5 separate regions of the Mus musculus genome follow, and regions 2, 3, 4 and 5 are each linked to region 1. Evidence: chromatin loops called from intact Hi-C (ENCODE). Cell type or tissue: gastrocnemius. All regions are shown on one strand.

Region 1 (5,000 bases):
GAGTCCTCCGAACATAATCCCCTTAATGTGCCCAGGCAGTGCCAGGTTCAAGTCCCACGCCTCCTGACACTTACCGAGGTACACACCTTGAAACATCCCACTTTCCACCATCGGGAAGTCTTCTGCTTGTTCTAACTGAGCGATGACCTTTGGCTTGGAAAACAGGATCCCTGTTCGTGAACAAGAAGACATGAGTGGCCATACTGGCACGGAGATCCAGCCCAGGTAGACCCTGAGGCAGGGTACCATGTACAGGAGGAGAAACTTTGTTTAGAAAGCAGCCTAAAACTGGGCTCCGAGAGGATGGCCAGAAGTCTCAGGATCTGAGTCAGGGCTCTGCCTCGGGGCTCCTCTTGCTGGGAGATCTCAGGGGACCCATAGCAACAGGAAAAACACAAGAGAAGGAACCCTTTGTCAACTCAGACTTCTCAGAATAGCCTTGGGAAAGAGCAGCCATGACTGAACCCATCCACAGGCCCAACCTAGCCAAACGCTGTCCGTGTCCTCCCAGGTGGTGGGTAGGGGTCACGTGCTTCCACGGCAGTCTTAACCCCTTACCCACCAAGCCCCTTACCCAGCGAGACCAGGTTGCTGTAGTTCTCCAGCATCACCTCTCGGTACAAGGTTCTCTGAGCAGGGTCCAGGTGCAACCACTCATCCTGGCTGAAGGACACGGCCACATCCCTGAACGTCACAGGCTCCTGGAACAGCAAACCCATTCCTGCTTACCCCAGACCATGCCCACAGGTAGCCTGACCGAGAAGCAATCCTGTGAGCGTGTTGAGTGTTTCAAACCAAGCAAGTATTTCTGGACATCACCTTCATTCTCCAGCATAAATTCACATATACAATCGGTGATACTGTGCCCTCAGAAAGCTCATATACAGCACCCTTGTCTTAGTTAGGGTTTCTATTGCTGTAATGAATATGACCATGACCAAAAGGCAAGTTGGGGAGGAAAGGGTTTATTTGGCTTACACTTCCACAGCTCTGTTCATCATTGATGGAAGTCAGGACAGGAACTAAAACAGTGGAGGATCCTGGAGGCAGGAGCTGATGTAGAGGCCATGGAGGGGTGCTGCCTACCGGCTTGCTTCCCACGGTTTGCTGAGCCTGCTTTCTTATAGAACCCATGACCTTCAGCCCAGGATGAACTGCCCACAAGGGGTTGGTCTTCCCTTATTAATAACTAATTAAGAAAATGCCTTACAACTAGATCTTATACTGGCATTTTTCAATTGAGGTTCTCTCCTTTCAGATAACTCTAGTTTGTATGTCAAGTTGACATAAGACGAGCCACCACAACCTTACAAGAGGACACTCGGAATCATGAAACAAAATCAGGAAGACAGAGCTTGGAACCTGAGACTAAGAAATGTACTCGTCACCAAAAAAGAGGGGGTGTGCTGGTTTCCATGTCTGTAATACTCTGCAAATCATGGGCTGGGCCTCCATGGACAACATTCGCAGTGTTTTTACAGTGGAAACGCTAGGAACCTGCTCCTTCTTTAGCATGCCGAAGACACATTTCTATGACCCCAAGCTGGTCACCAAGCTCGGCATCTTTCCTGCTCTGTAAAAGGGCCAACGTAAATTAATTATTTGACTCTCATGGGAAATGAATGCAGAGACAGTCTGCACATCTGTTTCTTTGCAGTGCTGGGAGTAAGGCTCTGGGTTTCAGAGCCTTCAGCTAGGAAAGTTAGGAAAGTGCTAGATCTATGAGCAGCATCCCAGCACCTCTCTCTCTCTCTCTCTCTCTCTCTCTCTCTCTCTCTCTCTCTCTCTCTGTCTCTCTCTCTGCCAGGCTTGCCAGTGAGTCCCAGAGATGCACCTGCCTCTTCCTCTCAAATGCTGGGATGACAAACATTACCATCACTCATGGCTTTTTCACTTGATATCTACTATGCCTTGATTCAAACTTAGGTCCTCGGACTTGCATGGCAAATATATATTACCAACTGAACCATCTTTCCAGTGAGCGTGTGAATCTTCTTAGTGGCTAAGTCATTTGTTAGTCTCAACTCAGAAGGAACTGGTAACCCACGTCTTTCCTTGAGTAGAATCGCGACAGATGCTAATGTAATAGCCTTTAGATTAAGAAGGCTAAAACTCCCTGGGATCTTTTCAAAAAGCTCAGCCAAGCAAGCACCAAAGGAGTACTGCTTGCAGCACGCAGAACTGTGCATGGGGACAGGTCTAAATAAACAAGAATTAAATCAGTTTCTGTGCTCTGTTTCTGCATTTACGGTACATAACCTTTTCCTTCTGTTCCTTTGAATATAGCCCAGAATCACTTCTAGAGATGAGGAGGAAGTTAGATCTGGGTGTGAAGGTAGGGGCTGGTATAGGGACAAAGCTCTATTGTTTAAGCTTAGCTTTATGGCAACATGGGGAATGAGGCTGATGAGCATTGATGAGACAAGTGATAATGAGACCAGTCCTACAATCAGTCATAAGACCTCAAGTAGGTTAACATATTGGGAGGGAGGGGTTAAGCTTTCCACTAGTCAAAAGGTATAAGTGGAAAAAGATATTTTAAAAAGCTGTACTGACAGCCTTTGGCCTGATTCCATCTCCTCTGCCTGTATAAGGAAGCCCAGAGAAGCTCAAGAAAGAATAAAATAAATCCCGCCCCCGTCCCGCTGCAGCCCAAAGGCAGCTCAAAAACAGAAGTGGCCTTTACTCACCTGAACCTGGGCTGGCAGCAACCTCGTGGTCATTTTCTCCCTCTGTAGCTCCTCCTGAGAAGACCCTTGAGGCAGAGAAAGAAACTCTGAGGTCTACTCATCCTGGCTGCCCTCCAGCCCTCACTGGGCCACACCAGGCTAGAAAACACCTGCTGGGTAGCTGCACAACCCAACCTCCCCAAGCGACAGGGAACCCAAGCGACAGGGAACCTGGGCAGGAGTACCAAGTATAAGCACACTGTCAACGGGCCTATGACCTTTTCACTTGAGGTTATGAATAAAGATGAACTGAACTAAACAGTCGCAGCTATCAAATTCATTATTAACAAGGTAAAGGGCACCGTTGTGTGCAACTCCCGGAGGTAAGGAAAAAGCACAAATATTCCACATATCTGCACTTGGACATTGCAAGTGAAAGACACACCTGCAGAATGCATGCCCTTTGCAGACTCCACCAACTAGAAGTTAGTCCACTCTTCCTCATGGGCCTTCGCCTCTGGTCCAAAGTATTACCAAAGTCACTTAAATTAACAAGAACAGACACACACACACCCAAGCTAGAACTAGCAGCACTAGCCAGAACTCAATTTACATTTTAGAGAAAAAGGGGGTGGAGGACAGCTCCTGTAGAGGGAATGATATTAACACGTTCTGGGCTCCGTGCCCAGCATCGTTCTGCTCCTTTCCAACAGTAAAACCTTAGAGCAAAGGCACAAGTGGAAAAAATGGACTGTGGAATTCAGTTAAGATACTGTCCAGCACCGAAGACTGACAGAAACTAAGTTTCACCTCCAGGATTGAAAGCCTACAGGCGATCTGCTCAAGGCCGACTTGACTAGCTAACCTGAAGCCGGAGGCTTCTTTGACCGCTGTTCGGGCAGCAGAACCTGGAGTCAGGGCCCGAGGCCCTCACCAGCAGCTGAGGCCTCTGCGTGCTTCCGCCAGGCTCTCAGCCCTGGCCCGCAGGTTCCCGGCCGTTCCAGCTCTGCCAGAAAACCCAGAAAGCTCAATGCCCAGAGCGGGTAAGACTAGGCTCAACTGCGCGTGCGCGCGAGCCACCTGGTTTCCACTGTGGACTACATTTCCCAGAAGGCACTGTGACACTCCTACCCACCCTGTATGGTGCAGAGTGGGACACAGGCGCCTAAAGACTGAGAATCAACTTTTCAGTTGCCACCAGCTTTCAGGTTTCTGTGCAGGCTTCATTCATAATTACAATGGTAATACTACTAAAGAGGAAAAAGTGAGTGTGCATTAAAATGTTGAAGAATAAGGCTCTGACTGCTTAGTTTCAGATAGCGAAAGGACTGTCCTCTTTCATTTTTTAATAGAAAATTATGCTTTTTCTAGGCTACAAAAGATACATAACATACACAATTTTTCATTGCTGGCTCATACTTTGTATTAAGCAAAAAACTGCCATATTAGTCATTACTGTCATGGACAACTCAGATTTTCAGGGGAAGCAAACAGGTAGAAATAATTTATTCATTACTTAAGTTGGAAATGTCTGTTTTTTACAAAAATTTTTTCCTGTCTTTGTCCACTGTAAAAGTTCTGAAGAATGATTATTCGGTCTCAACAAGATACAAATTATGTTCTCTAGGTAGCAATTAACACAAGGAACGCCTTGAGGTATGGGAGGGGTGAGGAAGCTCACAAGATAGACCCTGGTGCCTGGAAGGAAGACAGCCAACTAAAGGTCATATCACAGTGTCCCGGGAACCAACTTGAAGGGCTTCTGCTGTACAAATGTGGGAGAATTTCATCGTCAGAAGGCTCTGCAAAGGTCTGAAAGTCACCGAACTCTGTAAGATTCTATCCTGCTTCTATTCCTGTCAAAATATACCAGAAGGAATGGAACTACCCCCTCCAAAAAATAAATAAACAAACAAACCACCAAACCACGCACAGACAAAGCATTCAATACACATGCTAAAACATACCACTTTAGTTTAAGGACTATAGTGATTCCACACTAGGTAAGGTGCTTTCTGTAGGCTTTTAGTTAATAGTTTTGTCAAGCTAAAGAAGATCTCCAGATGGCTAAACTTTTAAATCATGAATGAAGTAGATATTACCAAATTGCTTTTTCAGCATCCATTTAGATAATCATGTTTTTTGCCTTTAATCTGTTAATGTAGTGAATTACAGAAATACATTTCCTAAATCATTACATCCCCCAAATCGTTAATCTGCTAAAGTACATCTCTGGCTCAAACAAGACTGGTTGTGACAGGTTTGTCTCTGTCAGTTTGTGACTGTTGGGCTGGCTCTTCCTACCCCTCTGCTTCTTGGTTTGGCCTGAAC
Region 2 (5,000 bases), 86 kb after region 1:
TTGACTAAGTAAAGTTGAATTTTCCTCGAGGCTATTTCTTTGTGTTTTTTCTCCTGCAATCTTTTGCTTACCAATTGACTTCAGGCCAACGCTTGGACCAAATTTAAAATTCTTACGGCTTTTATCTATAGTAAGAATTTTTGTATGGTTGATTGAAATTATTTCTAAGCTTTCATTTGTATCCTGTGTTCTAAAACTGTTGTCAGGTCTGCAGGATTTTCCTGACGTGAAGTCCCAGGCCTCATCCCTTTTGAGTTGTTTCCTCTTTAATTCCTGAAACAATGACTCTTTAGTTTGAGTTGATTTTGTGGTTTGAAGACTGCCGTGACATCCTGGAAGCAAAACCAAAATTACCAGTGATAGATGTGGTTAGCTCAGACTAAACTTATAGGAAGAATGTTAATGTTACCTAATTAAATACTACATGCCTATAGATATTAGCAAGAAAGAAGAAATGGAAAATAAACACTTTATAAGATACTGGATGAGTGCCAATCAATTGGAGTGAACAAAAGGATAAACAAGCTCACCTAAGGAGGTGAGAGCTAGAGTAACCAGGAGAGGGTTAGAGAGGCACAGACTGGGAAGTGTAGCCTGGTATGGAACTATGGAACTCATGAATTATGGTGCTTCTGCCATTCTTTTTCATTTTGGATTTATTAACCTCTCTTTTCTACATGTTAGAATCCTTACCAGCCTTCCAATGCAGTGCAGGTAACTCCTCTGTTGCATCTTTTCCTGACTGAGTCTAACAATCCACAGCCCTCCTCTTATTCTAGCACTTATTACAAGATACAGCAATACGTCACTTAATGACAAGGATGTGCTCTGGGAAATGTGGCGGGTCATTCTCATGTAAGCCTCCGAGAGGATATGTGACACAAATCTAGATGGTGTAGACGGCCCATATGACAGGCTATGTGTCTTGATGCAATCAAAAGATATGGCAGACATGAGGGGTATGCGGCTGCTGCCCCCCCGCATCACAGCGCCTCCTTAAGCTTTCTTCCCATGAGGACAAGCAGACTTTAATACACAGCATTAAAATACAAACCCAAAGCACAGTGACTAAAGTCACTGCTATTATCAAATATTATATACTGTAATAATTCTAATACTATACTTTTATACTTCTAGCAACACAGGATTTTTTACATCAGCATTGCTGCAAACACATAGATAGTACATTCTGATAAGTTTTATTTATTCAGTGTGGAGAGCAGGGTAGCTTTGCACTCACAGATCTACATGCTTCTGCCTCTTGAGCACCGGGATTAAAGGAGCACGTGGCCACTTTAATTAGCTTGCACTCTGCTGCTTTACATTTCTAAAGTTAGATTTCTGTGTCTTACTTTCTGTGTGTCTTCTTGTATGTGCATCTGTATGTACAGAAATGCATACTAATCACCTGCAGAGGTCAAAAGAGAACATCAGAGTCTCTGGAACTAGAGTTATGGACAATTGTGAATCACATGGTGTTGTGAGTGTCCAGGACACAAGTGCTCTTAACTGGCTATCCGTGTTATAATCTCATGGCACACCATTGTATATGCAGCTCATCATTTGCTAGAATATTATTGTACAGTACACAAGTACATTATACGTATTTAAAGAAGCAGTCAATGAGACTCTGTGTCACACAGATAATAAAGATAAACAGGACTTGAGGAATACCTCAACGGCATGATAAAATTCAAACATTTTAGTCCTAAAGCCAATCATTTTGTTAATGAAGAGACATTAGGTATATTTCATTGCAATCAAGAATGAAGCCAATATATCCATTTCCCTACTATCCATCTGTAAGGAACTATTAATTATTGCAGTCGGGCAATTAAATTAGAGAAGTTGAAAAACTGCCTGTATTTGCTGATGATATCACATCTCTTAAAACTGATTTCATGAAGAAGCATATATAGAATTGGCACACAAGAGTATTGTTATAAAGAATAAGAGGAATACAGAAAATTTGAAAAACTATATGAGTAAATTTTTATAGGCATCTTGAATGAAAATGCTACTCTTGGATGTTACAACCCAGTGTTCTGAAAATGCCACAAAATTCGGGATATAGCTCAGAATTTCTCAGTAGCAGATGACATCCAAGGCCAGATAATTCTCTTTTCTTTGGGACTATGTTGGGGTGACCTTTCCTCACATTGTAATAAGGTGTGCCTCTGCATTTTTGATTGTTACTATATACTGGCAGAGAGCTATGTCCTGGCAGAATTTGAGTGTTGTCATTTCCTTGTCCTATCTCTAGGTTTTCTATTTGTAAATGCTTGCCCATCCCACCTGCCCAAAAGAGGAAGGTCAGATAGCCCACAATGCCTAAGGCAACCAAAGGGATGGACCAGATGCTGTCTTACTGCTGATTGGTTATAATAAAGAGCTGACAGCCAATGGCTGGGGCAGCATGTAAGGGGGCAGAACTTCCAGGCAGGTGGGGACGCTGCAGGGATGCAAGCAGAGTCAAGAAAATTGAGACCTGCAGGGAGAAAGCAGAAGGAAGACTAAAGTGGGGCAGGAGGTAAAGAGCTAGCCACATGGCGGGGATCCAGGCCAGGAAGGCAGGCTAAGTTAGAACTTAGCTAAGAGACTGCCCCAGCAAACAGCTTTAAACTATGTAGTCTTCACTTCATGCAAGACCTCAATCTCAGCATCATGTGAAGGCAGAGAATGCCCAGACTGTAAAACAAGTGTAGAAGAGAAAACGTGAACGTCAGACAATATGACATCTCTCATGGTGTGAAGTACCATGATTTTATTTCCCTCCCTGGATGGCAAGTGTACCTGTAAAATCTGTCCATTAGATTTCAAAACTCCGGAGCCTGTGCAGCATCAACAGGAAGGCCTGAGTGGTAAACTGAAGTGCATTTCATTCAGCAGCAGCCAGCTCCAAGGAGCAACCTGCTAGCATCCCTACAACAGCCATACAGCCAAGAGGCAAGAAGGACAGCTACAAAGGCGGGGCACCACTCCTATCTCCTCTGGCAGGAGCGGATACCCAACCGTTAGGGGGACAGTGTCCTTCCCCCTTTACTTGCCTCTGCCTTGATTTTTAAAACCAGACAGGTTCGTCGCTTATAACAACTAAAGAGAAAAATCACCCATCACCCCAGCAGACCCTGGGAAGTGGAAGATTCGGATGTTTACATTTTAATAAAAAAGGACAAGGCAGGGGACTGGAGAGAGGGCTCAGTGGTTATGAGCGCTGGATGCTCTTTCAGAAGCTCTGGATTCAGTACCTAGTGCCTCACCTGGCAGCTCACAACTGTCTAAACCTCCAGTCCCTGGGGAACTAGCACTCTGTTGTGGCTTTTGTGAGCCCTGTGCCCATGTGGTGCGCAGACATTTTTGCAGGCAGAACATCCAAACACATAAAAATAAAAACAGGTTTTTTGTTTGTTTGTTTGTTTTTAATATCACAAGGCAGAAGACAAACAGGAAAATAGGTCCCTTCAGAGGAAAGGATATGGCTGGAAGTGTAACTCACTGGTAGAGCACCTGCCTAGCAAGTGCAAGGCCTGGCTCTCCAGCACTACAAAACAGTTGCCTTGGTAGTTTCCACAGAATTACTGTATTTCTCCAAACAAAGGTTTCAAAGCTAGACAACCGGGGTCTCTACATCAGAAACTGTCACTTTAGACTGAAAAAGAAGGGCTCTTGTATTCAGGGTCTATCAGAACAGGGTCTATAAGAACAACGTATAGTCAACCTTCCAGCTCTTCCTTAATCCTCAGTGTCTGACCTGACCCAACCTCAGCCCTGTCTCCCAGTTCCCCCACTCCAGGCTCTAAGCCCTCAACCCTTCCTGTTAAGGGCAGGAAGCTGCTCTCCCAGGGAGACAGTGCTGGACCCATCTCTGGATGTTTATGTCTCCTCAGGGTTGGGATTCAGACCCAGGACAAGCAGCTGAGGTGCTTAGCTTGCATATCCAGGTTCTCCCAGCATCCCTCAGTCCTGCCTGTTCCAGGCAAGGCTGGCTTATCTGAACTTTCTAATATCTCTCCTAGGAGCTCTTCCCTATAGAATCTAGACGTTTGGCTCTCCTCTCCCACCTCTGCATTTTCTCTCTTCCTGCTCAAGCTCCTTCTCCCCTCCCCCCACTGTCTCCCTCTCAATGGCTTCCCTTGTTGTCCCCACTAAAATATCCAGGATCATAAAATTCTCCTTAAACTTCTTAGCTATCCCTGTTATCTACAGGCTAAAGCTCTTAGCACAGTACCAAAATCTAGTGAGGCCATCCAAGCTCATTTCCTTTGTCTCGATTTCATATATATATATATATATTCTGTGCAGCTAGAAAAAAAATTACTTCCAATATACCCTTAAATATGCTGACTTCTTGTACATGAAAGGCAGCTCTCCTCAGAAACAAAAGGGACCATAGACAGGAGGGGAAGCTAGGGGCTGGGAGCCTGGGATTTTCCTTTCCCATCATTCCATGAGGATCAGGTACCTGAAGAGGTCTCTTGTTGAGGGACAGTCCAGTCTAAGGCTTTCTGGAGACCCTGATGTATGGAAAAGGAACACAGTCCCTTATCTGAAGTGCTTGGCAGAGCCGGTAACGGCCTGGGGTCCGGGCTTTGGCAGAGCATCAGCTTCAGATATGGAGAAGCCAGTTCTTCTAACCCCAAGGGGGCTGTGGTTCTCAGCCCCAAGGTCGCTGTGCACTCAATCTGTGACCTTCTTAAGATACCCTGCATTCCCCTTGTGCAAATTGCTCAATTAGCTTCCCGCTGACTCCATCTCACTGTGTCATAGCTGTCTGCTCCCTCTGTCCCATTTTCCCCACAGACGGTACACATAAGATGCCGTATTTCCTAATAAACTTGCTTGGAATAAGACATTCCTGACCCCAGCCTTCCTATCTCCTTTATCTTCTCATCCCTTGGTCCTCCCCCTAGGATTCCTGTCATCCCTTGGTCCTCCCCCTAGGATTCCTGTCACTGAAAAGCAACTTGCTGGCACAGCTCGGTCTCCAGGCACCGAGGCTA
Region 3 (5,000 bases), 76 kb after region 1:
CACCAGAATTTTAAATGACATTAACTAGAACACAGCTGCCTGAGGGTTACTGTTGCTGCAATGAGGGATCATGACCAAGGCTTGGGGAGCAAAGCCTTTATTTGGCTTACACTTCCATATCACTATTTATCATCAAAGGAAGTCAAGATAGGAACTCAAACAGGGCAGGGACCTGAAGGCAGAAGCTGATGCAGAGGCCATGCAGAAACACTGCTTATTGCCGTGCTCAGACTGCTTTCTTATAGAACCCAAGCACACACACAATGTACTGGGCCCTCCCTTCTCAATCACTAATTAAGAAATGCCCTGCAGCCAGATCTTATGGAGGCATTTTCTCAGTTGAGGCTCCCTCCTTTTGGATAACTCTAATTTGTGTCAAGTTGATACAAACCAACACTATTACTGAGGAACCTCTGACAAATTAAGTATCTTGTCAACATCAACTGTGAGAATAGCGGCATGCGGCATGCTAAGCAATGCTGAGAACAGCTGTAAATACAACAGGCAGACTCCACCACCACCACCGCCCCTACCTCCCCCCCACCCATGTTACAGACCAACAGGGAACACCAATGCACAATTGCAATCCTAGCAGCACATGCGGTTCAGAAAAAAAAGCATGCATATATAGGAATTCAGGAATAATTCATTGAGTTATTATAGCTCAGTAGAGGCCCTGGACTTGACCCCTACTACAGTAAAGGCAGAGGGGTGGGCTGGGTAGACTGAGGATATAAGAAAGTTGGCATTATCAAGAAAGGATTCAATATACAATAACACATAGCAAGGGTTGTCGTTTGGAAAAGAATAGAGATGCAAAAACAGAATGAGAGTTCTACTAGAAAGTATAAATGAACATCTTTGTGATGCAGTGAAACAGAAGGCCTCTCTAATTATGGTAAACATGGTGGAGGTGGAGGAGGAGGGAGCTGGCCCTGGGGAATGGCTCAGCACTGGGCAAGCATGAGGACCAGAAAGCAAGCAGGAGGATGAAATGCCCGAGGGCTTGGAGGAAGATGGAGGATGCTTCTCGGCCCTGACCTCAGGTCTTCACCTGAATGTGGCTATATGTGCACCTGTACCCATGCATACATGCAGCCATAGATACATACAAGTGAAATGTAGGTTTATATGACTATAGCAATATGCAACTTTTCTGTAGATTCATCTGTTTGTACAACAGATGCAAAAGTTAGGAATAAAATGGGCTGGAGTTTAGCATAAGGATATTATTTGAAGGAGGGTCTTCTCACTAAGTAGCCTTGGCTGGCCCAGACTCTGTGGAGCAGGTGGCCTCAAACTCATCCCCCTGCCTCTGTGGGATTCAAGGCACACACTACCACACCTAGCTTGCACCTCTCCAAAGCTTAAGAGGCTACTAGCAGCACTTCCAGTTGATGTGGGGCGTCAGTCACTCTTAACACCGCAACCATCTTTAGAAACTGCTACTTTTCTGGAAAGAATAAGACAGGAGATGCCCAAAGGTCTAATTATAACGTTGACCTAGAAATTTCACTACAAGGTTTTGTGGAAAGAGGCAATACAAAGAATGACATAACTGTACCATGTCCAATATTAAAATAAAAACAAAACACAACAAAAACAAAAAAGCCCAAAAGTCCAAAGGGAACCATTCGTGAAAATGACAGCTTTAACTGCTCTTAAAAATTAGTGTCTTAAGGCTATTCTCATCTCCATTGGGTGGTGGTTTAGATGCACTTCAAGCATCTTACAAAATGCCTTTTGTAACTCCATTTTTAAAGGTGAATGGAGGAAAGGCACTAACATCTTTTTTTTTTTTTTTGGAAGCAAAAGGTTTCTATTTATACATATAACACAATACATGGACTTTAGGACAAATTTCGAATGATTTCGCTCGTACATTTTTCTAGTTGACCAATAATGAACTTAAAGAAAGGGTGGGCACGTTCTTGCTTATTCAGGACTCATTTTACAAGCTCCTCCTTCGCAGGCAGAGGGCGGGTCCCCAGCAGCGGTGCACACAATGGCCAGAGCCCCGGACTGTGGTCCCGTGCCCTGCCAAGCTTCAGAGAGCGGGTCTACCACGCATTCATAGTGCATACCGAACCAGAGCTGCTCGGCCAGGTAGAGCTGGAGAGCAGTCGGGCGCGAATGACCCCGGGGTACGGGGGGATACCGAGCTGGGGGGTCTCGGTTAGGGTGTCCTGCGGCCTGGCGCGCGCGTGAGCTGCGCACCTGCGACTTCGTGCTCCTTGCGGACGAAGGATCACCTTTCTGTCTGGCCGGCTCTGCTCTTTTGGCACCAGAGCCCCGGGCTCCCAGTGGGAACGCCTCCGCCTCCCCGCCCGTGGACCACCCGCCCGAGGAAGCGCACTCACCACAGTCACTGAAGAAGCCAGAGGCTGGCGGCACAGGCAGCCGCACTGGGCGCGCGGGACTACATTTCCCACAAGACCATGAGCCCTCGACAGGGCTTCCAGTTGCGCAGGCGCAACCGCAGGGCTGCGGGCCAGCGATTGCTCCCCTAGTGCTCAGGCAAGGTTTGCCACCTTAAGCTTATTTTCTTAAAGAAACTGGTTCTAGAACCTTTTCCTTTCCTAAATTAAGAGAACCTTGGACACCCCCTTGCATGAGGTTAGGATGAGAGGTAAGCTACTAATGTAATGTAGATACTTCACGGCGCTCTGTGACCAGGTAGTAAATGATGCACTGGCTGGGTGAATTGTTACTGTGGAAAACCAGCCACCTCTGTGAGTGAAACTCGTGGGTGCTAAGGTAGTTTCGGCTGCATCCACGGCTTTGGAACTTGGAGAATATCTTAGGATAATTTCCATCCTATCTTAGGATAGAAAGATAGGTTACAAACTGTAATATTGGGTTCTTGTCTGGCCGCTTGTTTTTTAACGTTTTTTCTTTAAAATCTGACATCATGATACTTGAATACAGTGCACTGTGATCACATTCACCCCCAGCGACCCTCATTCATGTGCCCTTCTTTCACTGACCTCCATCCTTCCCAACTAGTCCTTCTTCTATACTTTTGGTCCTTTCCCCCTCGCTTCAGCCTGTAAAACTTCTATTCCATGCAACAAAGACTATGTTCCGAACCAAATGTCGGACGGGCATCTGGAGGCCACTTTTTGACGAGGCTCAAAAATCCTATTAGCCAAACGTGCGTGCCCAAATTCCTTTTATCCCACACCTTCCGCTTTTATCCCACACCTTCCGTCTTAGGTCTTTGACATTGTGTTTCTGCTCTGATGGGAGGATCTCCTGGGACTCGGAAGCTCAGGAACCACACAGCTCTGAGGTGGGACAATGTCCCAAAAGAAGGGCACCCTGAGACATGGGAGCTGAGGAACTAGATAGCTCTAAGAGGAAGCCTCCTCAGCAGAGGCGATGCAGCTACCAGGGCATGGCGTCCTCAGCGGAGCTCAGGAGCCTCAGTCCCTCTCCTTCTCATCGTTTCTTCTCTTCATTGCTTCTTTTCTTCTTCACTTCTGACCAGGCATAAGAATCTCATGAAAGAGATTTATTGGATGGACCAGGGTGTGAAGGGATGAATCCAGGGATGGCTGCTCTCTATCCTAGGGAACAGACAACAGGGAATTAGACAAAGTGGCAGTGCTTATATAGGATCTCTTAGGGGGCGGGGCTTTCCAGGGCAGAGATTTCCAGAGTGATGATTGGTGGGATTTCAAGTCCTGAATTTGGGGAGCTCAGGGATTAGTGGATTTTCTGCTCAAGGATTGATGTTTTGTCTGTGTGTCTGTGTGTGTGTGGGGGGGGGGAAGCTCAGGAATTGGCGGCTTTTTTCACCCCCCCTTTCCCTGCATCAGGCCCATGGGTTAGATGTTTTTCCCAGCCGCTGGTGGTTTTGACTGAGGCACCGTCTCTGTAGGTTGGAGAGGAGGTGCTGGCATTATGGACATCTCCTGCAGTGGTGTTTGACCAAGGCTGTGGGCTGAGGCAGCAAAGAAGGTGTTGCCACCGTGGACAGCTCTTCATGAAGGCAGTAGGCAGAAGTAGGAAAGGTGTAGCCATGTTGAACAGTTCTTGAGGGCCAGCTCCTGCTGAGGCTGCTGAGGCAGGAAAGGCGTGCACCACTGTGAACACCTCCCGTGATGGCTGCAAGGTGGTACCATCATTTTAACAGGAGTCCCCATTTTGGACACCTCACATGGTATGGGTTGTGAGAAGAGGCCTGCCGCCATTTTGACTGCTTTTGCGGTGCACAGCTCTGGGACTACTGAGCTGTCTTTAGCAGGTAGCTCCTCTTTGGTGTCCACTATGCCCTCTCCTTGTTGGCTTAAGTCTCCAGCTGGCTTTTTTTTTTTTTAATTCAGAGATGAGCTCTTGTTTAATGCAAGTGGCTACCCCTATTGCCAACATACTGAATAAAAATTTATTGCTCTTTACTGGTAGTGTCTGGCTTTTTTTTCATAGTTGTCTGGACTATTTAAAAATATGGGAAAATGAAAAATGTCACAATTGAGGGCTTGAGAGATTAAGAAGTTAAGAATTGTGACTGTTCATGTAGAGGGCTCAAGTTCTGTTCTATCATCTCAGGAACTGATAGAAAGGCTGACCAAAAACAACACTACCAATGTGGAATCTTTGAAAAACAAAATTAACAAGTTTGATAGACACCTATAAATAGTTCTCCAAAATCTGAGAAAAATAGTTTCTAGATATGATTTTATATTGGTTTGGAATTAGCCACACATGTAACAGAATTGCTCTGTAGATCATATTCTTTGATGATATAAGTATGATAGACACCATTTTTAAAGACTAGAGAGTTTGTTGTTTCTAAGATGAAGAGACTATTTAGAGGAGTATTTCAAATGGAAAGAGAACTGCAGTAAAGAAAAGACTGCTGACCTAGTAGAACATGTGTGACCCTAATAGTTAATGGTAGAGTCAAAGATATGCTACACATACTCTGCACAATATAGTACCTCAACATCTGAGAAGACAGAAGCAGAAAGCTCACCTTGCTCTCTCCTCTGAGCATA
Region 4 (5,000 bases), 100 kb after region 1:
ACTGGCCTGTAGACGAGCCTTGGGGCTTTTTCTTGGTTGGTGATGTGGCTGGGCTGGCCCTCTGTGAGCAGTGCCACCCCTGGCAGGTGGTCCTGGGTTGTATAAGAAGCAGGCTGAACAAGCTGGGTGGAGCAAGGAGGGTGAGCAGAGTTCCTCCAGTCTCTGCTTCAGTTCCTGCCTCTGGGCTTTGTCCTTGGCTCTGGTCAGGATGTGTAAGACAAACTCTTTCCTCCCCAAGTTGCTCTTGGTCATCATGTTTACCAGTGATAGAAAGCAAACTAGGAAAGCTTTGCCTACTTTGGCCTCACTTGGGCAGAGCAGTGCAAGCTCCTCACAGAGTCTCAGAGATGGGAAGATGTGCAATGGCCCCACAAGAGCAGCAGCCGACCCCAGGATGACACTGAATGAACATTGAATGGCTTCAGGAAATGTCAGTGTATTATAGAAGGCTAGACTATTGCCCTCCAACCATCTCACTGTACACAATGTTGCCCTTTTTATGAAACAAAAGACACAATGTGGTCCCACCATGGTGTGTTGGCCCTTGCTAACGCACCTCCACCCCACCCCAGAGATAAGAACAATTGTGACTGCTTAGAATGGACAGTGCTGGGGCCTTCCAGGATCTTACCCATCTTCTGCAAGAATATATATATATATATATATATATATATATATATATATATATACACACACACACACATATATATATACATATATATGCATATATTATGCTAACCTTTGATGGCTTTATAAATTTGGAAAAGCATCTTGAACAGCAATTGTTGAATGAAGATCCTGATGTCAGGACTCAGTTACTTCCGTACATTTTTTTTTTCATTTAAAGAGACAGAGTCTTACTATGTAACCCTGACTGGATTGGAACTTACTATGGAGTCCAGGCCAGTATCAAACTCAGAGACCTGCTTATTTTATTCCTCAAGAGTGTGAGAATTAAAGACATGTGCCACCATCCCCTTAATACTCCTTTATAATCTCTTGGCCATAGCTATAAAGCCTATTACCATTATTGGTGGTTGCGTGCCAAACCTCTATTACCAAAGACACTATATGCTTTGGTTTCAGGACGTTGAGAAATCAGGCTGAGATTAAGTAGAACGTTTCCTTCCTGCTGGGTGACTTTTACAGCTGTAGAAGACATTGTGCAAGGTCCTCGGGAAGAATTGTCATGGGTGGTCCTGCTCTGCTTATTGCACTGCCAACTCGCCAGGCAGAAATCGCCTGCTCATGAAGTCATGGCATTACTGTTGTTGGCGCACCTAACTGCTTTCTGTTTGGATTCGGGGCCCATTCCCTAGAAGCTCACTCACTTCTGATACCATAACGCAAAGCCCACGGAGGAGGTTGTCATAGGCCACACTGGGCGAAGCAGCTGCTATTTTGTTTAGTGGACGGGATATACCTGTCGATTTGCCTTCTGAATATTTGTGTTTATGCTCGTATTGGTTACGATTGTCAACCTCAGTCGTGGAGGGAAGCCTTTCGTCACGGGTGGTATATTGCAGAAACTCATAACCCATTCATGTTCCAAGTTATGGATGCGCCACAGTGGTCCAAAGCTCAGTTATAGTTGCAGGAAAATAAGCAGACCTCTCGTCTCCTTCAAAGCTTGGGAAGTTGGAGGCGGGAGTAAAGGTTACAATGTTGTGTTCTTCCTTCAGAGGGAGGCGGCAGGTTCATAAGATGTGGGAAACAAAGGAAACTTCCGAAGCATAGGGAGCTTAAGGTTGAAGGGTTCACAGGTGCCTTCTCCAAAGTTATAAAAGCAGTGGACAGCTGATGGGGAGAGGTGATTGTAAATTGTACAGAAAGCCCCCACCGTGCCAGTTTCACGAGGCATCAGCTGAACCAAGGTGGACTTTTCATTGACTCATTTGCCTTTGAGTTACCCATACTCCAGCTGGAGAAACCCCTTTCTTATGCTCCGTCCGATAAGAAACCCCAGTAAACTCACTGGCTTGCTTAGTCAGACTTCGGGAGAATCGTTTCTTTGTTTTGTTATATTGGGTGAATACACATACCTCTCCATGAAAAGTCACACAATAGAGATTTATTTTTAAAAGGAGATTTATTATTATAGATAAGTACACTGTTGCTGTCTTCAGACACACCAGAAGAGGGCGTCAGATCTCATTAAGGGTGGTCGTGAGCCACCATGTGGTTGCTGGGTTTTGAACTCGGGGACCTTCGGAAGAGCAGTCAGCGCTCTTATCCTCTGAGCCATCTCGCCAGCCCCACAATAGAGGTTTTGATGTGATAAGAATTGGGCTGTCCTATCCCAGGTGTTCGGATCAGAGCTCTGTTAGAGTGTCCAGGTCTATCTGACTCTTTCCTCAAGAGTCTTTGAACATGAGTCGCTGCTTCTACAATGCGATTGTTCCCTTCAGAGCAATGATAATTATGTCAAGATGTTTTTATGTTAGTCACATCTAGTTGAATGTAGGATATTTGCCATTCGTCTGGTTGTATGGTCTATAGTTAAGACATCTCAATAAATGTCTAAGGAAGTGCTTTAGTGTCCGCTGGTGCAGTTCTACATCGTGACCACAAGAGGGCAGTGTTGTCCTACTACTTTCTGTAGGTCAGGCTCTTTGCTTCCTGGGATCTTGGATAGTTGGCATACCCTCCCCTTGCTCCTGGACTAGAAAGAAGAGCTCTGAATGTTACCTGCAAACACCCTGGCTTGTCAGGTTAGAAAACACTATACCTTCTGCGCTCCAGATATCCCTGTGCTAGCCTCAGGCTACATTCCTATCACTCACTGGCTCATGCTCATCTTATGTCGCCTAGGCCCATCAGACTAATGTTGGTGCAGCCAACAATGGGTTGGGCCATCCCACATCAATCACCAATAAAGACCATCTTTCACGGTATGGCCTCAGGGGAGACTGAACTGGGCAATCCTTCAGGATGCCTCTAGGCTGTGTCCAGGTGACAGAGAAGCTAATAACCAGGGTCCTGTCATTAACTAGTTCTGCAGAGAGCCTCTTAGATCCTGTGGAGGGCTCCTGAAACCTTGGAAACTCAAGGAAGCTAATAGTTCCCTGAAGGCCTGTTACACACCATCGGGGGACTGGTATATAGCCTGGCATTGGGCAATATAAGACCATTTGCCCTGGTTTGGTTTCTTGTTGCTGTAGTAAAAACACTGACCAGAATAAGCATTTGGCAGGAAAGGTTTGGTTTGCCTTTATAGACATAGTCAATAATAAAGGAAAGCCAAGACAGGAATTCAAAGTAGGAGTCCCCTGCCCCCATTCTGCTACAGCCCAAGATCACTTTCTTAGACAACTTTATTAGGGATGGTGCCACCCACAGTGGGATGGACAATCCCACACCAATGAATAAGAAAATGCCTCACAGACATGGTCACAGGCTAGTCCAATCAGGGAAAGTCTTCAGCTGAGGATCTCTTTTCCTAGGTGGCTCTGTTGTATCGTGTTAGCTGTGGCATTTTCCTGTGTCTTACAGAGACATGGAGGCCAATTTTCAACATTTAAGTAAGAAAAAATCTGACCATGTAGGTTATTCCCAAAATAAATAACTTCATTGGTTGGTTAGGGTTGAGTAGGAAACTCCTACTACCTGGTATTTGGCTGTATGGACAAGGCCCACAGAGCCAGTAAAAACCATATGGCAAGGTTTGGGGTGTAGCTTGGTAACATGAACAGAGCCCTTGGGTCAGTACCTAGTACTGTATAAACTGGGTGTGGTGACACAAACCTGTCACCTGAGCACTTGGAAGGAGAAGACAGGAGTCTCATCCCCCAGCTGGTCTGAGGCTAGACATAAAACCCTTTCTCCAAATGGGGAAAAAACAGGGCTGGAGAGATGCCTCGGTAGCTAAGAACACTCGATGCCAGTCACAAGGACTAGATTTTTAGGTTATTTCAGCATCTGCACAATAAGCCGTGTACCCCTGCAGGTCTCAAACCCCACTGAGTGTGCCACTCAGAGGATCGCTGTGACTTGCTCTGCCTCCGAAGAATAGGCAGAAAGTGGCAGAGGACACCCAACACCCTCTTCTAGTCTCTCTGCCTGTGCACGTGTGTGCCCTCCCGCACATGGATATGCATGCAACGTATGCACATGGGCACGCCTGCACACATGCACGTCTTTAAAAATAAACTGCATGACAGAGGCATTCCCCCGCTCCTTGAATTAAGCGCCGTATATTTGAGAATCTAAATGAACTTAAGAGACATCTTCCACCGTACGGAGGGAGTGAGATGCAGTCTGTGACCATTCGCTTACTGAGGAAGTAGCTCATTGGCTTTGGGCTAGAGAATCCAGAGTCTCTGTTTCTGCTTGGGAAGGAAGGTTGAGAAGTGATGATCCACATGACTTTGCCGTGGAAGCTCAGCAAGGTCATAAACCAGAGGGCAGATGAAGTTGGCTTCCTGTGAGCCTGGGTGGCTTCATGTGGTACACAGCAGCGAGGGGGGAGTGATTCTGTGTTTTGACTTTTTCCCTCTGTGACATGGGTGGAAGGAGCCTGGAAGGAAGAGTCTGAAGGGCGATGAAGATTCTGCAGGGAGGCCGCCCCACAACATCCAAATATAAGCCAAAGGGAGTGGGGCCCCAGCAGTCAGGATGCCTCTCCTGTCTGGGAGCCCGAGGACCAGAAGGTCTGTGCTTTGGTTTTCTTGTCTTCAGGGCAGTGCCTTATGAACTGCAAGGGCGGACTCTCCATCATTTCGGTTGTTTGACGACGTCTTTCCAGACTACTTCTTCTTTCCTGCCCTTGCCTCCAAGCCTTTGGTTGTAGTTAATAGCAGTGCCTTGGTTCATGCGCTCATGAACTCCCAATCTAAGTTTGGGGCACCAGCTAAGATAGAGGGAATCTGGTGGCATAGACTTTCACAGGTGACTCTGGAGACAAATTGTGGGTTTTGCATACATGGGAGCGGGGAGGAGGTGCTCTGTCTCTATCCTCGGGGACCCAAGGCAGCGCCCTCACAGAGCTCTCCAGATCAGTC
Region 5 (5,000 bases), 220 kb after region 1:
AGCTTTGGCTCATTCTCTGACTAGCTTGTAGCTTACTTAACCCATTCAAACTATTCTGTCTACCACTTAGTTACCTGTCCTTCAGGCTCAGCTGCTGCTTTTTCACATCTCTCTCATCATCTCCTTTTATTTTTTTCCCACTATTTCCCAGAATCCTGTCTCTTCCTGCCAGTGTCCCACCTCCTATTTCCTGCCTCAGCTCATTGGCCATAGTCTTTTTTATTGACAGATGATGCGCGTAAGCGATTTTCTCTACAGAGTGGGGATGTGGCTCAGGGGTGGAATGCTTGTCTAGCCTGCTAGAGGCTCAGGTTCATTCTCCAGTACCACCACCAAATTAATTAAAATAAAATGTTTTGCATGTATTTATTGTGCATATATGAATGTATGTGGCACAGTGTATGTGTGAGGTCAGTCTCTCTTTTCACTATGTGAGTTCCTAGAATTGAATTCAGGTTACCAGGCTTGGCAGGGAGCGATTCACCACTGAGTCTTCTTCCGGGTCCTCATAAATAAAAAATTCTAAAACAATTATCTGTTGGCTCTTCCTGTAATGTCTCTGTCCTGATTGCTATGGATTGTCAATTTCATTAGATTGAGGGGTACCCAAAAGCTTGCTAAAGCCCATATCTGGTTGCGTTGATAAGCCGTATCCACGGAGGAGTCCATCATAAGGGCTGTTACATACACAATGACTTAACCCATTGATGGACTCAGTCTTTCAACCAGTTTTGGGGTGTTATGGAGCTGTAGGGGGTGTGGCCTGGCTAGAGAAGATGGGTTTCTAGGGATGTCCTTGAAGGGTCTATTTTGGCCCCACCCCTTCCTGTTAGCTGCTCTTTGCTTCCTGGCTGCCTTCAGCTCCACGGCTTTCATCTTCCTTGTCCTTCTGTGACATTCTGCTGCCTTGCTCTGAGCCGACAGTCAATGGAGTCAGTCAGGCGAGGACTTTAACCTGCCAACCACGGCCCCAAACTGGCCCTTTATTTTAGACCCTTAAGTTATTCTTCTCAAGTGAGTGTCACAGCCACAAAACTACAACTGCTACAATTCTGCCTCTCCTGAGTTGTTGCCTCAACCCCGTGCTTCATTCTTGTCTGCCCAGGCTGCCCTTGCTTTGCCCTACCCTTCTTTTGTTGTTTGTCTTTTCTTCTTTTTTGTTTTTTGTTTTGTTGTTTTTTTGTTTTGTTTTTGGTCTTATTACAGGTATCTTCTAGATCCCTATCTAATTATGTTCGTGGCTTGTTGTCTGGTTCTTGCCTTTTACAAAAAATAAAGTACTTCAGGATAATGACATTTGTTTTATTCAGTTTTTCAAATGGCTCATAATAGGGCTTGGTGCGTGACCGTTAGAACACAGACTGTACAGCGTACTCTGAAAAGTCAGACCACACACTCCTGTAGTCTCTCCCTCTTTGGACTGAGAGTTGATACAAGCAATGTGCTGTGACATTGACAAGGCTCACAGAGCTAAGTTATCTCTCTCTTCCTCTCTCAGCTGCCACCCTAGCTCCAACAGACACCCCAGACAACCTTGAGTTATAACTTAGCTTGCATCTACTGCCTTCCTACCTTTTCTTTTGACTCCTGGCACACAAGTTGGGCCATGTGTCAACACAAACTTCCCCAAACTTGTAAGAATACAGAATTCCTGTCCTTGGGAGCTGAAGGATATTTGATAAGCTTTGCCCGTCAGATCTCCATCGTGGCTGCCTTCAGCCTGATTCTAATAACTTCCCCCCTCCCCGCTGTTGTTATTTGTGGGAAAAGAAGAATTTTAAGGACATTTATTACTTGTGTGTATGAGTGAGTGTGTATGAGCATGGAATGCATCCGCTGCCCGGAGATGCCAGAAGGGGGTATTGGAACCCAGGCACTGCAGTTACAGGCCATTGTGAGCAACTGATATGGGTAGTGGGGATTGAACCTAGGTCCTCAACAAGAGCAGCAAGGACTCTTAAACCGCTGAGCACCTCTCCAGCCCTACTAATACCTTATAAAAAAAAAAAAAAAAAAAAAAAAAAAAAAGCTCTTCTAAAGGGTACTTCGTGCCAGCTTCCTTTCCACTAACCTGCAACATCTTTTATTATTTACCTAACAAGCAGGTGTTTGATTCCCGGTGTCCACTCTGACCTTCCAAGTAATCTGTGCATCAGACAAACCGAGGAACTTCAAATCCCAGAATCCCTGTGTCTCGAAGTGGACTACATTTCCCAGAGGGCTCCGCGGCCACCACCCTCTGGACCCCAAGATCTGACCCCCCCGTGAGCCTTCGCGGGTCTTAGGGCGTCTGTGGCGCGGCTCGAGGCTAGGGGCCAAGGTCCCCGTGCAGAGTCCTTACCCGCGGCGGCTCAGAGCATATGTGAGGCGCGGCGGGAGCCGGAGGAGGGAAGGTGAGTGAAGGCTCGATATGTTCGGACGTCAGACAGGGGCTGGGCTGGGTTTGGCTCGGCGGCCTCCTGCGCGTCCCCCTCCCCAGAACGCGCGCTCCCAGTGGCCTTGGCTCTGGACTGCAAGTGACCTGCTCCCCACCGCCCGGGCAGTGACCACGCAGGCTGTGTTTTCCGTGCAGCTCTCTTGTCCTGGGCTACTATTGGTCCCCTTTCTGGAGTTTTCCCCTGGTATTCTGGAAATCGATCTCTGACAGCAGCAGTGCAGTCGGGTGGGCAACGTGTTATAAGGAAGAACACCGTCCCTGCCCGTGGTCAATCTGAGGGGGCAAAACCGGAGGCGCCCCCACTGTGGCCGCATTCAGACTTCAATTTCCTTCCCAAAGGGGCTGGAAAGTGCCTGCTGAGATGTGGTGAACAGTCTAAGGGTGTTCACATGGGAGCTCAGTGAGTCCCCTCGGTTATGGAGTACAGTGTCGCCTGAATCTTGCTTCTGGACATCCACGGACAAGAAGACTGGTGACTTGTCGATTCTCTGATGCCCACCCCCAGCTCCTGGTTCCCTCTCTTGAGGCAGAAGAGCCAGGCTCAGATGATGGGACACTTTCGGAGATGCTGCTTCTGACAGGTGCCGAGCAACAGGTACTACTCCTTTCTTCTTTCCACCCTCAGATCCTCCCTCATCTTCACCCATCTTTGGAAGAAGAACCTTCAGAAAGAAGATGGCTCCTGAGCAATGGGAAGCGACATCTCAGGTAAGCACCTTGCCGGTTCATTTCGTAGCAGAAGGAGCGGATTTTGTTTGGTTTTCCTTCTGACAGTTATCCACGCAGTTCAGCCTTCACCGGGTTTCATCGCCCATGCCCTCCTTGGAGCAGTTGGTCCTCCCTCCGTGGGTGGTGGATTCTGTGGGGAGCACACCCCATGTTCACAGTTCCAGTCTTATGTATCTCTTGATAGACAGGCTATTGTTGCCTGGTGCCAGTCTGGTGTATGCCTACAAATTCCACAAGTAACTTGCCAGGTACCTGGGACAGAATACACATACGTACTTGAGAAAATTCCTTTTTTTTCTGGTCCTGCCTCCCGCACTTGTCTGTTTCATTCTCTGCCCTTACCAAAATTGGTTTTCTATTTTTTTCTTCTTTCTTCTTGACAATCCTTATGTTGTTCACCAAGCCTTCTCCAGTCTGTGGTGGTTGGTTGGTTGGTTGGTTGTTGTTGTTGTTTTTCCCACTTTATGGTTTTATCTTTTGCTTGTACAATTTCCATGAAAGTTTTTTTCTTATCGTGTATGTATGTATGATGTGGTGTGCATACATGTGTATATGCGTATTCTCATGTACTTGGTCACGTGTTTGGATGGCTGTATCTCTGTGTGAGGATATACATCTGCACATGTGTGTCAAAGCCTGAGGCTATAGGGTGGCTTCTCCCATGGAGTTGTCTGTCCCTCACAGGTGTCGTTGACATTTGAAGACGTGGCCGTGCTCTTTACCCGGGATGAGTGGAAGAAGCTGGTTCCCTCTCAGAGAAGCCTGTACCGTGAGGTGATGCTGGAGAACTACAGCAACCTGGCCTCGCTGGGTAAGAGAGTGCCCTGTGGGCAGAGACTCACAAGCGAGACCTCGTGCCTTCTCTTCCAAATGGAGATTTCATTGTGAAATCTTAGCAGAGTTTTGCCTTCAGGCCTTACAAATATGACCTTATAAGTAAGCATTGACACACACTTTGCACAGCAGGCCTGGAACTGCCCATGTGCAGTGGAGCGGGCGTGGCAGTGAGGGCACCGCTTCCCTTGGTATGAAGCAAAGGTTCATAGTCTGGGCATCTTCCCAACCAGCAGTCATTCCATGCTTGCTTGGTTCATCTCTCAGCAGAGAGCTTTGTTCCATCTCTGGAACCTCTTGCCCATCTCCTTTGCTATGTGTTTTTCTGCAAAGGGCCTTGTGAGGGAAACATTTGAGGCTTCTGGTTACTGAGCTCATCTTGTCTACAAGCAGGATTCCCGTTTACCAAACCAAAAGTGATCTCCCTGCTGCAGCAAGGAGAGGATCCCTGGAAGGTGGAGGAAGAAGGCCCTGGAGGCTTCTCTCTCGGTGAGTGTGTGCGCAGGCCTGGCAGTCTCTGCAGGCTCCAGTGTGGTGAATAAGGAGAGGGTGCAGCTTAGAGTGTGGGTTGGGAAATGTCTTCAGGTTCTCAGTCCACAAGAGATGGCCGGGGTGGAGGGGGTGGGAGGCTGGAGAGACAGCTCAGTGGTTAAGAGCACTGACTGCTCTTCCAGAGGTCCTGAGTTCAAATCCCAGCAACGACATGGTGGCTCCCAACCGTCTGTAATGAGATCTGACACCCTCTTCTGGTGTATCTGAAGGCAATGACAATGTCTTATCTGTAATGAGATCTGACACCCTCTTCTGGTGTATCTGAAGGCAATGACAATGTCTTATATATATAAAATAAATAAATCTTTAAAGAAGAAAGAGGTGGTCAGGGACTGGGATGGAGCTCAGTGGTAAGAACACCTGTCTAACACACAAAAAGCCCTGGGTTCAACTCCCAGCACGCGCGTGCGCGCACACACACACACACACACACACACACACACCAATG

The links. Hi-C counts contacts between places; a loop is a spot of excess contacts. Peaks named below come from ENCODE experiments on the same cell type or tissue, not always from the same donor. Only the 100,000 strongest peaks of a DNase experiment are listed, where the experiment ranks them.
Region 2: a loop joins it to region 1, with 3 times the contacts of the local background. A loop is called at or near these places in 11 of 42 quality-filtered maps.
Region 3: it touches region 1 in a loop (8-fold over the local background); 7 of 42 quality-filtered maps call a loop at or near these places.
Region 4: a loop joins it to region 1, with 2.7 times the contacts of the local background. A loop is called at or near these places in 10 of 42 quality-filtered maps.
Region 5: it touches region 1 in a loop (2.8-fold over the local background); 12 of 42 quality-filtered maps call a loop at or near these places.

Annotation. Positions count from the first base shown.
Region 1 is chr11:50,837,836-50,842,835 of GRCm38, forward strand. Zfp879 (zinc finger protein 879) reads right to left here and starts at 3,717. Exons shown (of 5, transcript NM_173387.3): 1 at 3,535-3,717; 2 at 2,691-2,755; 3 at 575-701; 4 at 75-170. The coding sequence starts at 2,723. In gastrocnemius, no CTCF peak of the experiment used is centred here; DNase peaks (open chromatin) are centred at 2,826 and 3,723; H3K4me3 peaks cover 1,134 bases; H3K27ac peaks cover 820 bases.
Region 2 is chr11:50,923,509-50,928,508 of GRCm38, forward strand. Zfp354b (zinc finger protein 354B) reads right to left here. Exons shown (of 5, transcript NM_013744.3): 5 at 1-332. Among named protein-coding and RNA genes, the nearest start is that of Zfp354b, 5.6 kb to the right of the region's middle. In gastrocnemius, no CTCF peak of the experiment used is centred here; DNase peaks (open chromatin) are centred at 2,478 and 4,596.
Region 3 is chr11:50,913,749-50,918,748 of GRCm38, forward strand. It overlaps Zfp2 (zinc finger protein 2), which reads right to left and starts at 2,428. Exons shown (of 6, transcript NM_001044698.2): 1 at 2,361-2,428. In gastrocnemius, a CTCF peak has its summit at 2,514; DNase peaks (open chromatin) are centred at 2,076 and 2,440; H3K4me3 peaks cover 1,236 bases; H3K27ac peaks cover 1,062 bases.
Region 4 is chr11:50,937,523-50,942,522 of GRCm38, forward strand. It overlaps 4933414I15Rik (RIKEN cDNA 4933414I15 gene), which reads right to left. Exons shown (of 2, transcript NR_168570.1): 2 at 4,178-5,000. Among named protein-coding and RNA genes, the nearest start is that of 4933414I15Rik, 3.7 kb to the right of the region's middle. In gastrocnemius, a CTCF peak has its summit at 2,564 (motif pointing right); a DNase peak (open chromatin) is centred at 2,658.
Region 5 is chr11:51,057,010-51,062,009 of GRCm38, forward strand. Zfp354a (zinc finger protein 354A) reads left to right here and starts at 2,216. Exons shown (of 5, transcript NM_009329.4): 1 at 2,216-2,393; 2 at 3,063-3,145; 3 at 3,851-3,977; 4 at 4,394-4,489. The coding sequence starts at 3,113. In gastrocnemius, a CTCF peak has its summit at 2,479; DNase peaks (open chromatin) are centred at 2,333, 2,897 and 4,170; H3K4me3 peaks cover 1,722 bases; H3K27ac peaks cover 749 bases.